Linked DNA regions of Mus musculus: all the other regions are linked to region 2. Evidence: chromatin loops called from intact Hi-C (ENCODE). Cell type or tissue: left cerebral cortex. All regions are shown on one strand.

Region 1 (5,000 bases), 54 kb before region 2:
ACCTTCACCCACCCAAACACTCAGCATCGAGCACTCTGTACTTATCTATGATCTGGCTATTATTCGTATACAAATACATCTACTCAGCTGAATTTCACTGCCTTCCGGGGAATCTCTAGCAAAACATTTAAATTAAGTTGAGTATTTTTAAATGATATTTTCCCCCTTTGTCTCTAAGTTCGTTTGATTTTGAAATCGTACATTAATTAAAAAAAACCAAAACAAAACAAAACAAAAAACAACCATTGGCCTCAGTTCGGCATCAGGCATAAATACTTAGTGAAATGCATAGTGACGTTTTACAACCGTCCACTTAAAGTTACTTAATAAATCTGACAGTATTGGGAGCAGATGGAAAAGGTCGTTTTTTCAAGTTCCATGTTTATAATTTTTATTCAGAAAGTTTCCTTTTTAGAAAAAATACTTGAATGATATTTTCAACATCATTATTCATGGACCAGTGTCTGCGTTATTATTCCTGTGCTTTTAGGAGTTTTTGTTGGCGTTTTTTGTTTATTTTTTGTTTTGTTTTTCAGGAGGAGGCCAATGTTCTCCTGACTGTCTTGTTCAAAAAGTTTTAGGCTGGTTACTATTTAAAAATAAAGAAGTCTCCAGTCATGGTAGCATATTCCATTAACCCCAGCACTCTGGAGACCAGGCAGGTGAATTTCTGAGTTCGAGACCATCCTGGTCTACAGAGTGAGTTCCAGGACAAAGAAACTGTATCTCAGAAAACAAAATAAAACACCACCATCAACAACAATAATAAAATAAAAAAATAAAAATATCTAAGAAGTGATTATAATCCATAACCACCTCAACTAATCTGTAAATCCATGCCATGTCTATTTTAAATAAGAAGGGAGTTATCTGAGATTGGCACTGTCAACAACCATGTCAGAACTAAAGGGAGGGGCACCCTGACATCTTCTGGGGAGGGAGGGAGGGAAGGAAGGAGGGAGGGAGGGAGGGAGGGAGGGAGGGAGGGAGGGAGAGAGAGAGAGAGAGAGAGAGAGAGAGAGAGAGAGAGAGAGAGAGAGAGAGAGACTTTACCCAGAACTGCAGTAGTGGTGACTTTCCAAAGGGGCAGTATTCCATCTGCAGAGCTGCTGTTAGCTCTTCCCTAGGCCGTAGGTTCAGAAGATGTCTTACATCTAAAGAAAAATATCTCCTATCTCCAGAAGAGTCCTATTTGGAGCAGTTCACAAACAGTGTTTGAACCAACTTGGAGGGGAATTTCCAATATTTTAAACATTTTGGAGATGCCATTAATGTTGCTGGATGGTAGTTCATTTGGAAATGATGCTGTAACACAAGGTGCTGGGTGCTGAGTCTGAAGCAGTTATCTTCATATGTTTCCACAGATGGTTGGCAATCCTCAGGGTAGCAAAAAGATTACTCTTTACAAGATCATCTGACATGTATATTTCAGGGCCATTTTTTTTGTTTGTTTAAGCAGCTTTACATCTTTTCCCCCATAATTCTTCATCTAGAAAGACATAAAGAAGCTCTTGTTTTCAAGTCTTTGTAAGTCTTCAAGAAAGGCAGGAGATGTTTCCATCATCTGGGATTGTAACAAGCCAATATTTTCCAACAAATGATAAATTCAGTTCTCCCATTCACTATTATTGTCTCCTGACATAAAGGTAAAATTAATCTGCAGCTGAAAACCCAAATTCCAAAGCTACTGGTTCCTTCAACATTTTAATATGTGTGTGTATGTGTGCACGCACAAAGGATTTGGCAAAAACAAAAAACAAAAACAAAACCCCACATTATCCCACTTGTATATTAAATACATAAACATATTGTATAATTTATGACTCTGAACACAATATCTCCTGTGCTGTTGGGGGCCAATAAACAATAGCTATAATACTGGTTGTTAATATAGTTTTGATAGTGGTTGTTGATATTAAGTATATTTATTTCTTCTACAAAACAAATGGTGTGCAAGTATCAATATAAGATTGCACACCATTATGGGGCAACAATCAGCTCTGAGCTGTCTAGAATAGTTTTCTTCTGTGTCCGTATTGTGATCATTTTGTAGATGAAATATTTAAGTTCTCCTACTGACTTCTTAGAGAGGTGGATTGCTTTGAATTTCTGAAATGTAACTCTAGAACTCTAGAGTTAGGAAGGTATGTGAGACTTTTTAATTTGCCGTAAAGATTCCCAGATAATTCTAATTAAGGTCACAGACCACCTTGGAGGGTGAGGGCTGGGAGTGAATGGTTATTTAAGAACACGTCTTGGACTGTAACAAACATGTACAGCTTTAAAACAGATCTGTAGAAATCTGATGCACGGCGAGCTGCTGTGAGGACAGATTAAAGTTGGCCATTAAAGAAAGGAAGCAAAATTCACCGCATAAGGAGCATTTTGTACCCCAAGTCTAGAAATCGGCTTAAATTACAGTATCTTCACTCGTCAGCAATTAATAATATCTGTACAAATTCTACAATTATGTACACAAGCACACAAACACTGATATGCAAATACATGTATAAACATATATTATATTCACATATATACAAGCACATGTATAATTTACATATATTCAAATATTCTCCTTTTGGAGCAAAAAAAAAAAATATGACTACTAAACCTTTAAAACAAGTCAAGTCAGAGCTCAGTTCCCTTGAAGCTGAAGAACGTCAAGGAAGCTTGTCAACACGAGGTGGCGCCCTTGATCTACGAATCTGGCTGAGACCAATTCATGAGCTGTCAAAAGTCAAGGTCACAAATTGTCTTTTTTCGTCAAGGTCAAGGTTTAAGGCCTTTCCTAGTCCTGTCATTTCAACAAATACCAAAAACCTGTCCTTTCAGTCACATGCAGACTTAAGAGCAGATTTTAAAATACGACAGTCTAGGCATTGCTGATACTCAACAACTGGTTTTCATTTGCCACAGGGAGTCTGGGAACCTCCTCTCTCTCCCTCCCTCCTTTCCTTTCTCTCCCTTTCAGAACACCTAACACTTTCATCTCCTCGAAACCTTTTCAGTTGTGAGCTTTTAGTTATGTGAGATTTTTTTCCTCTTCTCATAAAAAATTTAGAAAAACCTGAACAATAATAATAATAAAAGACTGGTCCTTGGCTTGTGTAAAACAAACCTGCTTGTTTAGTTTTTGTGCAGTTCAAGTTCCGCGTAGAAAAGTAACTCGGAGTGTTTCCTTCAGATTTTAATGGCAGTGATTATTTCATTAACAGAGCTAATACCACTATCTACAGATCTAATTTTTCATTTTTAGTGGAAGTATTTAAAAAGCAGGTGCACAAATACATTTTCACAGTGTGCTGAATGTCTTTATTTACAAGATAGCATTTACAGTGAATATGAACAGAACGAATGTGTGAACTGAAATTACTGCTTGATTTAAAATGTGCTGTGACGATGAGTCCCTAAACTTTCTACTGCAGTCTCCTAACACAGTAAACAAGAAAAAAAAAATACTAATCCTTTAGTAAATTAAAATATAGAATGCAGACATCTAAATATTTTGGGAGAACGGGTTTCCATTTTGAGGTTTTTTTTTCTAAGTAAAAAAGGAAAATGATGTCCCTAGCAAAATGTTTAACAAGTATTGGAAAATGCCAATTTAAAAAATTTAAAGAAAGAGTATGTTTTAGGAGAAATCCATACTAGGGTGGGACCTTCCAGGAGAAGGGGCATAAAGTGAATTCTTCGTATTATTTGGTGAGATTTAAACACTTCAAAAATTACAACAAATCCTGTGGAAAAATCCTTTGACAGTGTTGGTTAATCCACCATGTTTGTTGTAAGCAATTGAAAGGTATTTCCAGAAGCTCCTTACCCACCCAGGGTTCTCTTGTAACCTCAAGGGTTTAGCTGGCCAGATTTACTATCAAAACAATAGATCCTTGGATGAGCGTTCTCTCTCCTCTCATCTCCCTTTTTAGCAATAGTTCAAATAAACAATTCAGTGCCTTTCCCCCTTCTAAGCCTCTACCTGAAACATTTCCAGAAGGAACAATGGCAGGGATTTCAATAAGGTTTACCTGAGCAGGCACTTAACATGCAAAGGGGAGGGTGCTGGACCAGCTGCGTGGAAACAGCCTTTGTTTCTGTAACCAGTTTTCAGATTACCATCTAACACAGTGTCCTAAAATATAATGGTCACATAAATACTTACAAGATTTGAGAAAATTCATAATTTATCTGAAATTGTGTGTTTTAGGGGCTGATGAGTTGACTCTAGAGTTTGTCACTTAACGCTGTGGTGGGGTTGTCGGGAAACCTGGCAGTCTTTACCATTCCTTAAGGTTTTGTTTTAATTGTAGATTCCATGGAAGAGAGAGTCCCCTTAGGAGAGCAAACGTCAGCGTCTCTCTATCCAATTCTTCAGTTAGTATGATGCATTATTATTATCTGGGCAAAGAAACAAATCCTTAAGCGTTTCTTCAAGCTGCCCTCTGCTCCACCTTTTAATCCATTAACTAGTGGTCTTGAGTTTATTGATGACTTTTTTCTCTTTGACCCTCCTGTTCTGGAACCAGATTGTGACCTGCCTCTCAGAGAGGTTTGTCGTGGCTGATATCCTCCTCCGTTTGTCCTTGGTAATGAATTTGTTCGTAGCGTATTCCCGTTCGAGTTCTTTCAACTGCACCTTAGTGTAAGGCACGCGCTTCTTTCTCCCCCTCCTATAGGAGCTGGCGTCTGAAGGATGGGAGACGACGTCTGTAAGATAAGGAAGAAGGCAAGTTACTCTGGGAGCCGACCTGAGCCAGAACACAGGCGACAGCTCAATGTGAACTGCCGGCCTTGCAATGCCTGATTGCTCTTTGCCACGAATGCTGTACAATCCAGCCTTCTGCCAAAGCCTGGAGCGTTAGTAGGGGGGTATGGTTAGTTGTGTACTGAAATGAAATCGCCCAGAGTTCCAGTGACCACCCCAATCCGGTCATTCTGCATGTACAGCGGTCCACACCTTAGCACTCAACAGGGTTCAACACTTCTTTCTGTAGAGCTCGGCT
Region 2 (5,000 bases):
CCTGCTCTATACAGTGAGTTCCAGGACAGCCAGGGCTACTAAGAGAAACCCTGACCAAAAAAAAAAAAAAAAAAAAAAAAAAGAAGAAGAAGAAGAGGAAGAGGAGGAGGAAGAAGATGATTTTCTAAGAGATTAAGAGTGTCAAGAGTAGTTGGTTGGGTGTGGTGAACGGCCTATAAATCCTAGCACCCTGGGAGGCTGAGTCAGGATGGCACCTGTGACTTGGTGCTAGGCTGGTAGATTTCAGGTTGCCCTGTGTGATTGGTCTTACCTCTTAAAAACATAGATGCGTGGCCCTGGGAAACCTAGGTCTTTCTTAGAAAAGCACTCAGGGTTGATTGCCATGGAATGAGCCGGTGCTTTAAGGTCCAAAGTAAGTAATTATATTGACATTTGGTTCTGAACGAAGATCAGAGGTTTTACTTTCAGGTACCAGTGGCCTGCACATGACCACATGGGTTGGGGTTTTGTTGTTGTTGTTTTTTTCTTCTACAGTCCCTTGTACAGTCCTCACCCAGCTGCTGGCCTCTATCCTGTAGAAGGAGTATTTCCAAGTGGTTTGCAGCCTTTTCTCCCTCACCTGCAGGTCCAAGGGGAGTACCCAGAGTCCCAGGAATTGTCCCCTCTTCTATGAGTGAGGTGGGAGCAAAAGGACCCTGTTGAAAAGCCCAAGCTGGCTTCTTAGTCCAAGCCTAGTACCTCATGGTAGCCAGGCAAGCATTCTACCACACAGCCCAGCTTCCAAGAGCTGCTCTGAGAGTTGTCTTTATGGCGGGGAGGGCTGGGAGTAGGGTGGGCAGAATCCTCTTACTCATGCATGTATTTCTCCTCATTTCGTCTTCTCAGCTGCAAGCCAGGGATAATTCATATACCTACCCCCAACCCAAGTCTGCAGACGTTGGAAAACACAAATGCATAAAATGGTGCTGCTCTTACACTGTGGCTGCTCTTACCACAGGACTCTTTGTCCTCCTTGGAAAGGATCTATGTTGGGGAGTATTGGCATCAATGTGGCCAGGGGCCTTTTCTCCAGAGGAGTGTGCTCTTGAGGGTAGGGAGGACCTGCTGAGGGCACAGACCTATCTAGATTCCAGAAAGGCTATGGGGTGTTATCTCAACATGATAGCAGAAGAGATTCCCCCAAGGACAGGAAGGAAGATGACTCAGGAGGAGGATCCTAGGTCTGACACTCAGCCTTGCCATGGCCACTTGTTAGGACTACTGGTCACCCTACAACTGAGGGAGAAAAGCCTTGCAGGCTATTAAAACCCGTAAAGAACTCTTATGTAGCTGAAAGAGACGTAGATGTCAACTAGCCTTGTAATAATAGCAAGTATCAGAATGGTAATGATGAAAGAGGCTGTGATACTTCTGTTAGGGCAAGGCGGGAGGGAGCTAGCTATGGTTTGTACCATGAAGACATTGAAGAACTCCCTTGAATGGGAGGGAACAAACTACACTGGGCTCATCCAGGCCTTGTCCAAAGGGACAGAGTTAGCCTCAGGTGAGAAGAGCCTGGGGTGTCAGTCCTATGGTGGGTCTGTTCCCCACTGCTGTCAGTATTCACAGTGAGCTGGGGGTGGGGGTGGGGAGATGGGCTTCTAGACTGCAGAGACAGAACAGGGGCAGGAAGCCACTAGACGCTGGTTTTCAGTAGACTAAGCAAACAGATCCAGAGGAAGAATAGGCAGGACTGGATACCTTTGGGGTTCTGAGAAGTATCAGGCATTGGGGGCCATGAAGCACCCCATTTCTTGCCTCAGATACCTGTGCCCTTTACATCAGGAGGCCCAGAGGCTGAGCACTTCTCCTAACTGCGTTTGCGAAGACTCCAGCTCAACCTTCTGAAGAGGAGAACTGTTCTCTGTTGCCCACTGCGCGGAACACTGCCTCCAGGGGAAGGGAATCCGTCCAGATTATTTGATCTCTGGACTCCTGGAAGCCTGAACCTCTGGAGTTTGGCTTTCAGTAAACCTTTTCTCGCGGGCGGGGGATGTTCCCCCAAGGGGCGCACCACTCAGTGAGTCTGGGCTCAAAAAGAGGCCTGGACAGCTGTATTGGGAGAAGTGGAGCTGACTGATAGATACTCCCACTGCCAACCCCTCTAGCTGCGAAGACCCAGAGTCACAGAAACTTTGCGGAAATAATCCCTGTCACAACCTGAAAGGTCACAGAGGACCAGGGGACAGTATCTACGACAGCTGGGAGACTCTTACTATTTAGAAGGATGCTCTCTTTGTTCTTACATTTGACGAAAGAAAAGTTCATTTCTTTTTCTTTCCCTAGACGACGCATTCACCCCTTCTCCCCGGGAGAAAGCAGGTCCCTGGACTTTCACCCTTGCCTTTCAGCCAGCCATGTGCAAAGGTGCTCTGGACCGCTCAGGACCACTGCCGACCACGCCCCACGGGCCTCGGGTCACTTAGACAGCTCCCACAACCGCAGCCGCCTCTCTCCCAAGCCGGATTTTCTTGCGAAGCGAAGCTGTTTCCGTGGGGATCCACATTCGGTGGCCCAAGCAAAGGTTTAGATTCCATTTAAAACGACTGGCGCGACTTATCTCCCCTTGGCTCCCTAGGATTCTCAGCCACCCTCTATCCCTCCTAGCCGGGCGGAAGCCAAACCCACAGCGTTTGAAGTTCAGAGAATTCCAATCCTCGAAGAACTGGCCGCATCTGAGCCGATCGCCCCAGCAGGAGAAGGACTGCAAGTCGGCGGGGCTGCAGCGGAGAGATGCACCGGGGCGGACTCCACTAAGGTGGCTGTCACCTCTCTTTGCTTTCGAAGGGTTACCTTGCTTCACGCGCTATTAGAAATTTCCTTCCTTCTTCCGCTGCTCAGTAAATAACCTTCATAATACAACGATAGTGAAGATTAAAACACACTTCCCAAGCAGGAAGAAAAACAAAAACAGTAACAACCCAAGACAAAACAGAACAAAAACCCCCAAACCGTGTCTTTCTCCAGCACTCTCTTTTCATCTGCAGTGAAAAATTCTACTCCCTTCATTTGAAGTCGGCCAATTGCTGATATTAGAAGTGACATTTAGTTGGATTTCTTTCTTTTCTTTTTTTTTTTTTTTTCTCTTTAAGCATCGGCATAGGTAGGGAGAGGTTCAAGTAGGGACCTCAAAACTAGGATGCTAAGTAGATGGAGGCTGCTTTAAAAAGCTATGCTGGGGTCTGGGGAGGAATTTGGGACTGGGGGTGGGCTGAGAAGGGATTTTCATGAAGCTCAGATCTGGAGCAGACAGGAGGCTGCAGCCTTCAGAGAGTCTGAGGCCCCTCCTGGAGATGTAAGGAAAGCCTGGCTCCATCCGACTGACCCAGGAAGGAGACTAAATGGCACCCCTTGATCTCACAATTCTGTTCTGCTTTCATCTCTAGGGAAAATGCTGAGTAAAAGGGGATCAAACGTTGAACATTCCCATTGAATGCAAAGCTGGGGGCGGGGCAGGGAAGTCAGACCAGCCTCCCTCTGAGAGGGAGGGCAGTGAAGTAGTGGCTAGTTCATGGGGGGGGGGGGGGGGGGCTGGGAGAGTGGGTGTCTCACAGGCCCAGCCCCAGAAGATGCAGCAGCAGCAGCAGCCCTGAGACAGATTCAGGAGTCTAGAGAACAGAGAGACCAAGCAGACTCTGGCTGGAGTGAGAAAGCCAGGACAAGCCAGAATTGGTGGATATCTCCTCAGGGCAGGAGAAGATCCGAGAACTCACTATCCCCTTGACCCCATCTCTGCCTTGGCCTCTGAAATCTTTCTCTAGATTTCTGGGCTGGCAGTGTTCAGCAACTGCTGGCTTTGGGGGTTAATAGGGAGTGGACACATTTGCTTGGATACCACCCTTCTTGTCATCTGCCCTTGTTCCCCAGGCAAGATTAACAAACATTTGCTGCATCAGGAGAGAAATGGAAAGCCAGAGTCGTTTTCCTAAACCTCTGGCTTCCTCCATTATTTCCATAATCCTAAATCAGCCAGATTGAGGGAAGGGTAGAGAGAAACTGAGAAAAGGGTAGGAGACAGAGGACAATGAGGGAATCACAGGAACTTTCTTAGAAGCTGGGGCTTTGCCTTGGGACACAGGAGTTTTTATCCCCACCCCCCGCTTCTTCAGCTAAGAGGGCAGGCTGCTCACTAGTGGAAAATATTGCAGGGGGAGCCAGAGAGGGGGATGGAGGAGCTAAACTCGGAGGGTGCTCACCTCTGCCCCTCAATCTGGCCCACCTGCCAGGCTCCGCAGGAGATTCTTCTACTCCTTCTCCCAAACACCAAGTCCCAGAATTCCACAGGTCCAGACCTTCACCTCCTCAGAGGATTAGCCTAGTCCCTTCACCCCGCCTACTGCCTGTTTTTGTTTTTTGTTTTTGTTTTTTGTTTTCCCCATGACATTTCAACAACTTTCTCTCCTACCTCTAGCTTTGGACACAGAAAATCTCTTTTGGGTAGAGCCCAGGAGAGGACCCTGCAAGCTCAAACCCTGCTGATACTCTTTGCCACACAATCTACCCACAGCTGCCCTAAAACCATCAGAGAAGGCCAGCACCTTCTACCTGGGCTCCTTCCGTACTACCAGAGCAGGGGGCCGGATTGCCAGCTCCTTTTCATTAGAACACGCCGTTTGTGGCAGAATTCGTTGACTCTGTAGAAATACCTAAAATACAGACAGAAAAAGAAAGGCCAATCTTAGACCCTTTCCCTAACCGACATACCTGAAATAGCCCGGAGATAAGCCAAACCAAAAGATGTTTTCTTCTATGAAGAGCCAATCCAAATTCAAATCAGGCCATCTAGATAGAGATAATTAACAACAACAACTCATTGAACACTTCGAATTTTAGCCAGGTGATCTGGGTGGGGAGAGATTTTTCTTCTTCTTCTAAAATCGAGGAACACTGTGTTAGCACACAAGGCCGGTTCTCAAAGGGGAAAACGATATCTTTTGGCTGTTAGGGGATGAAAATAAAGTTTGGTTCTTAGGAGGGAGACAGATGGGGTTGGGGAGATG
Region 3 (5,000 bases), 410 kb after region 2:
TGCACAATTAAAGTACCATTGCAGGCAAAATGTCTTAAATGCCTTTTCCTCTTAACATAATCATCCCTGAGGCTTTGGATCAGGGTCTTCCTGCCATTTCTCTGTTGAATTTGAATATGAAAATAATCCTCAGTGCCCATAGGAAGCAGGTCATTACCCTTACTTGAATCAGCAAAGGGGTTGAAAGAGTGGAGGATCTGGATAAGGCCAAATGTGTCATAATATTTATGTACATATTCATTGAATCAGTTCATTTAGTTAATTGAACCAGGTTCTTACTATAGGACATTTATGATGTAGCTAAAGCCTTAAATCTTTTTTCATTTTCTTCTTTCTTTTTTTCCCTCGGGGCAGAATCTTAACTGTGGCCAGACCTCACTGTGTAGCCCAGCTTATCTTGAATTTGTGAAACCCAAGGTGAATAACCCGAAGGGTCTCAATCACAAGTTCTGTTAACTAGCTCTCAGAACTCTGAGTTTGGTGTGCATGCTTGGGCACGCAAGAATCATAGGCCCTGCCCACAAAATGCCAAGGCTCAGAGTCTGTTATATTATTTTGGCTGCAATACAAGCTTAGGCTCCCAAACTTAGGTTTCTATGAAGACCCCATGGTGAAGTCCTCTGCCATTTGATGAGTCTTACATGCTGTTTCCACAAATAAACCTATTCTGCAGAGATAATAAACTAGTTAACTGCTGTGGATAGTAGATCTAAAACTGTTTGAATGTTTTGTTTCAAGCTTTTCTTATTTCTTAAAACATTTTGTTGGAAGAAGTGATTTAAGCCACCCATTATAGTATGATAAAGGTTTCCTCTGGCTTGTAATGTTTTGGCTGAGAAATCTGCAGGTAGTAGTCACCCTTGTATGGTGACTTTTTCCTTGCTGCTTAAAGACCTTTGGCAGCTTGATAATAATGCGTCTTGGTGTCTCCTTGGGCTTAGCCTAGTTAAGGTGCTTTGAGGTTGTTTTGTTTATAGAGACAGGGTTTTCTTATGTAGTCTAGGCTGCCCTTAAACTCTCTAAAGCCTCGGTTTACCTGACTCTTCCAAAATCTGGGACTCTAGACATAGAGCACCATGTTTAGCTATTTTTAATTTTTGTACTTTGTCCATTTTCTTTTTCATACCTAGTAAGTTTCAGCTGCTACTTTTAGAAATATGCTCTAAGGCGGTCTGTTTCTTTCTAGAGTCTTCAGCCTTTGATGGCTATATTTTATTTCCTTTTTTTTACCTTACATCTTGTCTTTTACTACTACCCAGGCTGGCTTTGACTTCACAGTCCTTTCTCAGCCTCATGAGTAATGGATTAAAGATGTGCACCACTACTCTGTTTATATTGTTTTTATTGATAGGTTCTTTTATGTTCAACCCCCTTTTTCATACCCTTTTGTATTCCCTGACTCAGCTATTAATATTAAAATTTAAAATTGCATTTAGTTAATTTTCTGTGGACATGTGTATTAGTGCCTGTCTCTCTGTGTGTGTGTATGTACATGTGTGTGTCCAGGTCAAGAGGACAATTTTCAGGAGTCAGTTCTTGTCTTCCTACCATGTGGGTTCCAGTGATTGAACTTGGGTTGTCAGGCGTGGTGGAAAAGCCTTTTATCCATTGAGTTTACACACATGCTCACCCCCGCCCCCCTCAAGCTCTGAAACCCAGGTAGGAGGCCTCAGACTTGCTGGTAGTCAGTGTCTGGCCGAGTTTGCAGAATCTTTATTCTGCTTTAGTCGTTTAGATTTCCTTTTGTGAATTTTTCAGTTCACTTATTGTATTCTTCATCTCCAGAGTAGATGGCTATTTTTTTGTTTGCTTCATTATTTTTGTATAGTTGATTATTGGAGTACATTGAATTTAATTAAAAGTATTATTTTGGATTGTTGGTCAGATAATTTATTGAACTCTGTTTCTTTTAGCTTAATGATGTTTCTTTTATTTTCTTCCTTTGGATCTTCTGTTCTTCAGAAGAATTTTTCCATTTTGTGATTTCCACAAAGCAGCATCCTCTTTGACTCATTTCAGATTTGTTTGTACTGGAAAGAAGTTCACCATATACCCTGCCCAAAGATTCTCTGGATCCCCCTTCAATCTTTCACTGAGATATGTTATGTTGTAGCTCTTTTGTGTAATTTCCCAACCTTAAAATATTGCTTGTTTCCGGAGTTTGTACTCTTTCTCCCTCTTGTGTCTGTCTGTGGTACTGCATGCCCTCAGTTGGAATCGGATGTTGAACAATCAGTCCTTTTTTTCCCCAGTGCCTAGGCACCCAAATCGTCCTGGTTTTGTTGCTGTCAACTCAGGTGAGGCAGAAACCTGTGCAGTCCATCTAAAAGTCTGTATGCGAGGTCCATGTCCGGCTCTTCCTGACTGCCGGCAGGAGTGAAGCTGCACAGCCTGCAGAGTTGAGCCTACTGAGGGGAAAGCCTTGTGGTTGTTAGAAAACAATGCCTCTTTTAGCTCACCTGGAGTACTTGTTTTTGTAATGGGTTTTTGGAGTTCTTCCAAAGGATTTTCTGGATTGTGCACTGTGAAATCGCTGACTGCCTGGGAGCAGAGCGTGGGCTGTGAGACTCTTTATTTTATCTTCTCCACATTTCTCCAATTTCACTTTCACTTACTTGGCAGAAGACTCTTTCAGACATTTTGTAATTTTCACAATGTAGCCAAAGGAAAGCCTTTTCTTTTATTCCTGGTTTTTTCCCCTCTTGTCTTTTTATCAAGTGTGCATCTAGGGAACTAGTGCCAGTGTTGGAGGGAAAGAGGTAGAGTTTCAGAACGTGTGAAAGGGTATCTTCTGTTCTGCTAGGAAATGAATAAGAGTACTAGTGGCTAAGAGCTTCGTAAGCTCAAATTCTATTAGCTCTCACTAATGGCACACATCTTCAATCTTGTTTTGGTTGTTAATGGTGGCTAATCAAAATTGTAGGACATGGGGCTGCTAAAGATAGCTCAGAAAGTAATATCAGGGCAGGCAGCTGGAGTGCCCAGAGGGCAGAGTACTGACTCCCAGATGTTGTCTTGTGGTATGTCTGAACCAGCACATGTGTACACAACATACACACACACACACACGAATTTAGCAAAACCATAGAACATATCATCTAAGACTGTGACTTTCTAATAGTCAATATTTAGCACAGTCTATTTTGTTTAGAAAACACAGTTTGAGATCTGTAATGTCTATATTTGAGTTGAAAATATTACATATATTTTAATTTTTATTATTGTATATTGTATATGGTACTGGGTTTTTTAAGGATCTTTCTCATATGAGTTCATTCAGTATGCTTTGAACATCTTCCCTAGAATACATCTAAGATGAAAATATGTTAATCTCTTAGAATGTAAATACTCTCCTCACCCAAGATATACAAATTGCTTTCAGACAGAACTTGCCAAAGATGAGAGATTAGTGATTTAAGTTACAGGAGAGTACTTACTAAAACAATGCAAGAGCCCCTCCGCCCCCCTCCCCCCCAAAAAACCCAGACCCTAAGTATGAGGTATAAAACATTAAGTTATTAAAAAGTACATAATAGAGGGGCTAGGAAGCTGGCTTAATCAGTAAATTGCTATAAGGACTTGAATTTGAATCTCCAGCACCCATGTTATAAAGCTGGGCCTACATGTCTGTAATCCTGACATTGAGCAGGCAGGCAGAGAAAGAAGGATCTGTAGTGTTTGCTGGCCACCTAATCCAGCCACATCAGTGAGCTTCAGGGTCAGTGAGAGACCCTGCCTCATAACAAGGTGGAGAGCAATTGAGGAAGACACTCAACATTGACCTTTGGCCTCTCATAATCTTGAATCTGTGCACACAAAAATCCACAGGGTATAGTAGCATAATAATTTTAAATAAACCAGAAGATTTTGTATTTGATCATGTGTGTGTTTCCATTGTCTTGGAGAAATTAGGTAGCACTTTGAATATATAGTAGAGACTTCATTCAGTTTACATAAATTACTATAACTTTTGGTCACAGTTTAATCATAATTAGACATGCCTAATGTATTAGGGTTTTACTGCTGTGAACAGATACCATGACCAAGGCAAGTCTTATAAAAAACAACATTTAATTGGGGCTGGCTTGCAGGTTCAGAGGTTCAGTCCATTATCATCAAGGTGAGAGCATGGCAGTATCTAGGCAGGCATGGCACAGGCAGAGCTGAGAGTTCTACATCTTCATCCAAAGGCTGCTAGTGGAAGACTGACTTCCAGGCAACTAGAGTGAGGCTCTTATACCCACACCCACAGTGACACACCTACTCCAACCAGGTCACACCTATTCCAACAAGGCCACACCTCCAAATGGTGCTATTCCCTGGTCTAAGAATATACAAACCATCACACCTCATAACTCAAGATTTTAAAATTTTAAGTGCATATTTTAACTTTAGGGTGTAATTAAAATGTTGTATCTAGCTAGTATTAAGGTAATTAGTTATATTCTTTCTTAAATTTTTCTCCTTTAGGTTGGATGGAGTACTGCTCGTGACTATTACACATTTTTATGGTCTCCTATGCCTGAACATTATGTGGAAGGATCAACAGTCAATTGTGTACTAGCATTTCAAGGTGAGAATTAGAAACTGAAGGACTTGATCAAGCCAGCAGCCTCTGTTGTAGTTCTCTGTTTCAGAGTGTTTAGATGAGTCTTTGTTGAGTGAAAGTCAGATGACTGTAAATGCCATGTGTAGGGCACAAGGGGTTTTCATAGCTACTCAGAACACTGCTTTTTTTAAATGAAGCAAACTTGGAGTTTCTTAAGAAAAGGTTGTGTTGCAGGTTTAAATGTAAGCATTAACAAGGGAAGGGAGACAAGTAGGAGGACAGAAGTACATATCCTCACACACAAGCTAAGGATTGATTGCATGTATAGGAAAGGAATATCAACCAATGATGAAGTTGAGGTTGCCACAATATTCATTCATTTGTATGTTCAGAAGACCCTTTCATTTATGCCAGTTTTGATTTGTCCCTTATAAGGGACAAACTGTAATGT

What was found. Hi-C counts contacts between places; a loop is a spot of excess contacts. Peaks named below come from ENCODE experiments on the same cell type or tissue, not always from the same donor. Only the 100,000 strongest peaks of a DNase experiment are listed, where the experiment ranks them.
Region 1: a loop joins it to region 2, with 2.5 times the contacts of the local background. A loop is called at or near these places in 17 of 42 quality-filtered maps.
Region 3: it touches region 2 in a loop (2.4-fold over the local background); 10 of 42 quality-filtered maps call a loop at or near these places.

Annotation. Positions count from the first base shown.
Region 1 is chr6:52,254,445-52,259,444 of GRCm38, forward strand. Hoxa13 (homeobox A13) reads right to left here. Exons shown (of 5, transcript NM_008264.1): 5 at 4,409-4,704. The coding sequence ends at 4,460. Among named protein-coding and RNA genes, the nearest start is that of Hoxa13, 3.9 kb to the right of the region's middle. In left cerebral cortex, a CTCF peak has its summit at 2,674 (motif pointing right); DNase peaks (open chromatin) are centred at 2,700 and 4,696.
Region 2 is chr6:52,308,049-52,313,048 of GRCm38, forward strand. Evx1os (even skipped homeotic gene 1, opposite strand) reads right to left here. Exons shown (of 4, transcript NR_038163.1): 3 at 4,705-4,782; 4 at 341-2,849. Among named protein-coding and RNA genes, the nearest start is that of Evx1, 2.9 kb to the right of the region's middle. In left cerebral cortex, no CTCF peak of the experiment used is centred here; DNase peaks (open chromatin) are centred at 2,639 and 4,675.
Region 3 is chr6:52,722,729-52,727,728 of GRCm38, forward strand. It overlaps Tax1bp1 (Tax1 (human T cell leukemia virus type I) binding protein 1), which reads left to right. Exons shown (of 18, transcript NM_025816.3): 3 at 4,471-4,573. Among named protein-coding and RNA genes, the nearest start is that of Tax1bp1, 12 kb to the left of the region's middle. In left cerebral cortex, a CTCF peak has its summit at 2,190; DNase peaks (open chromatin) are centred at 2,192 and 2,508.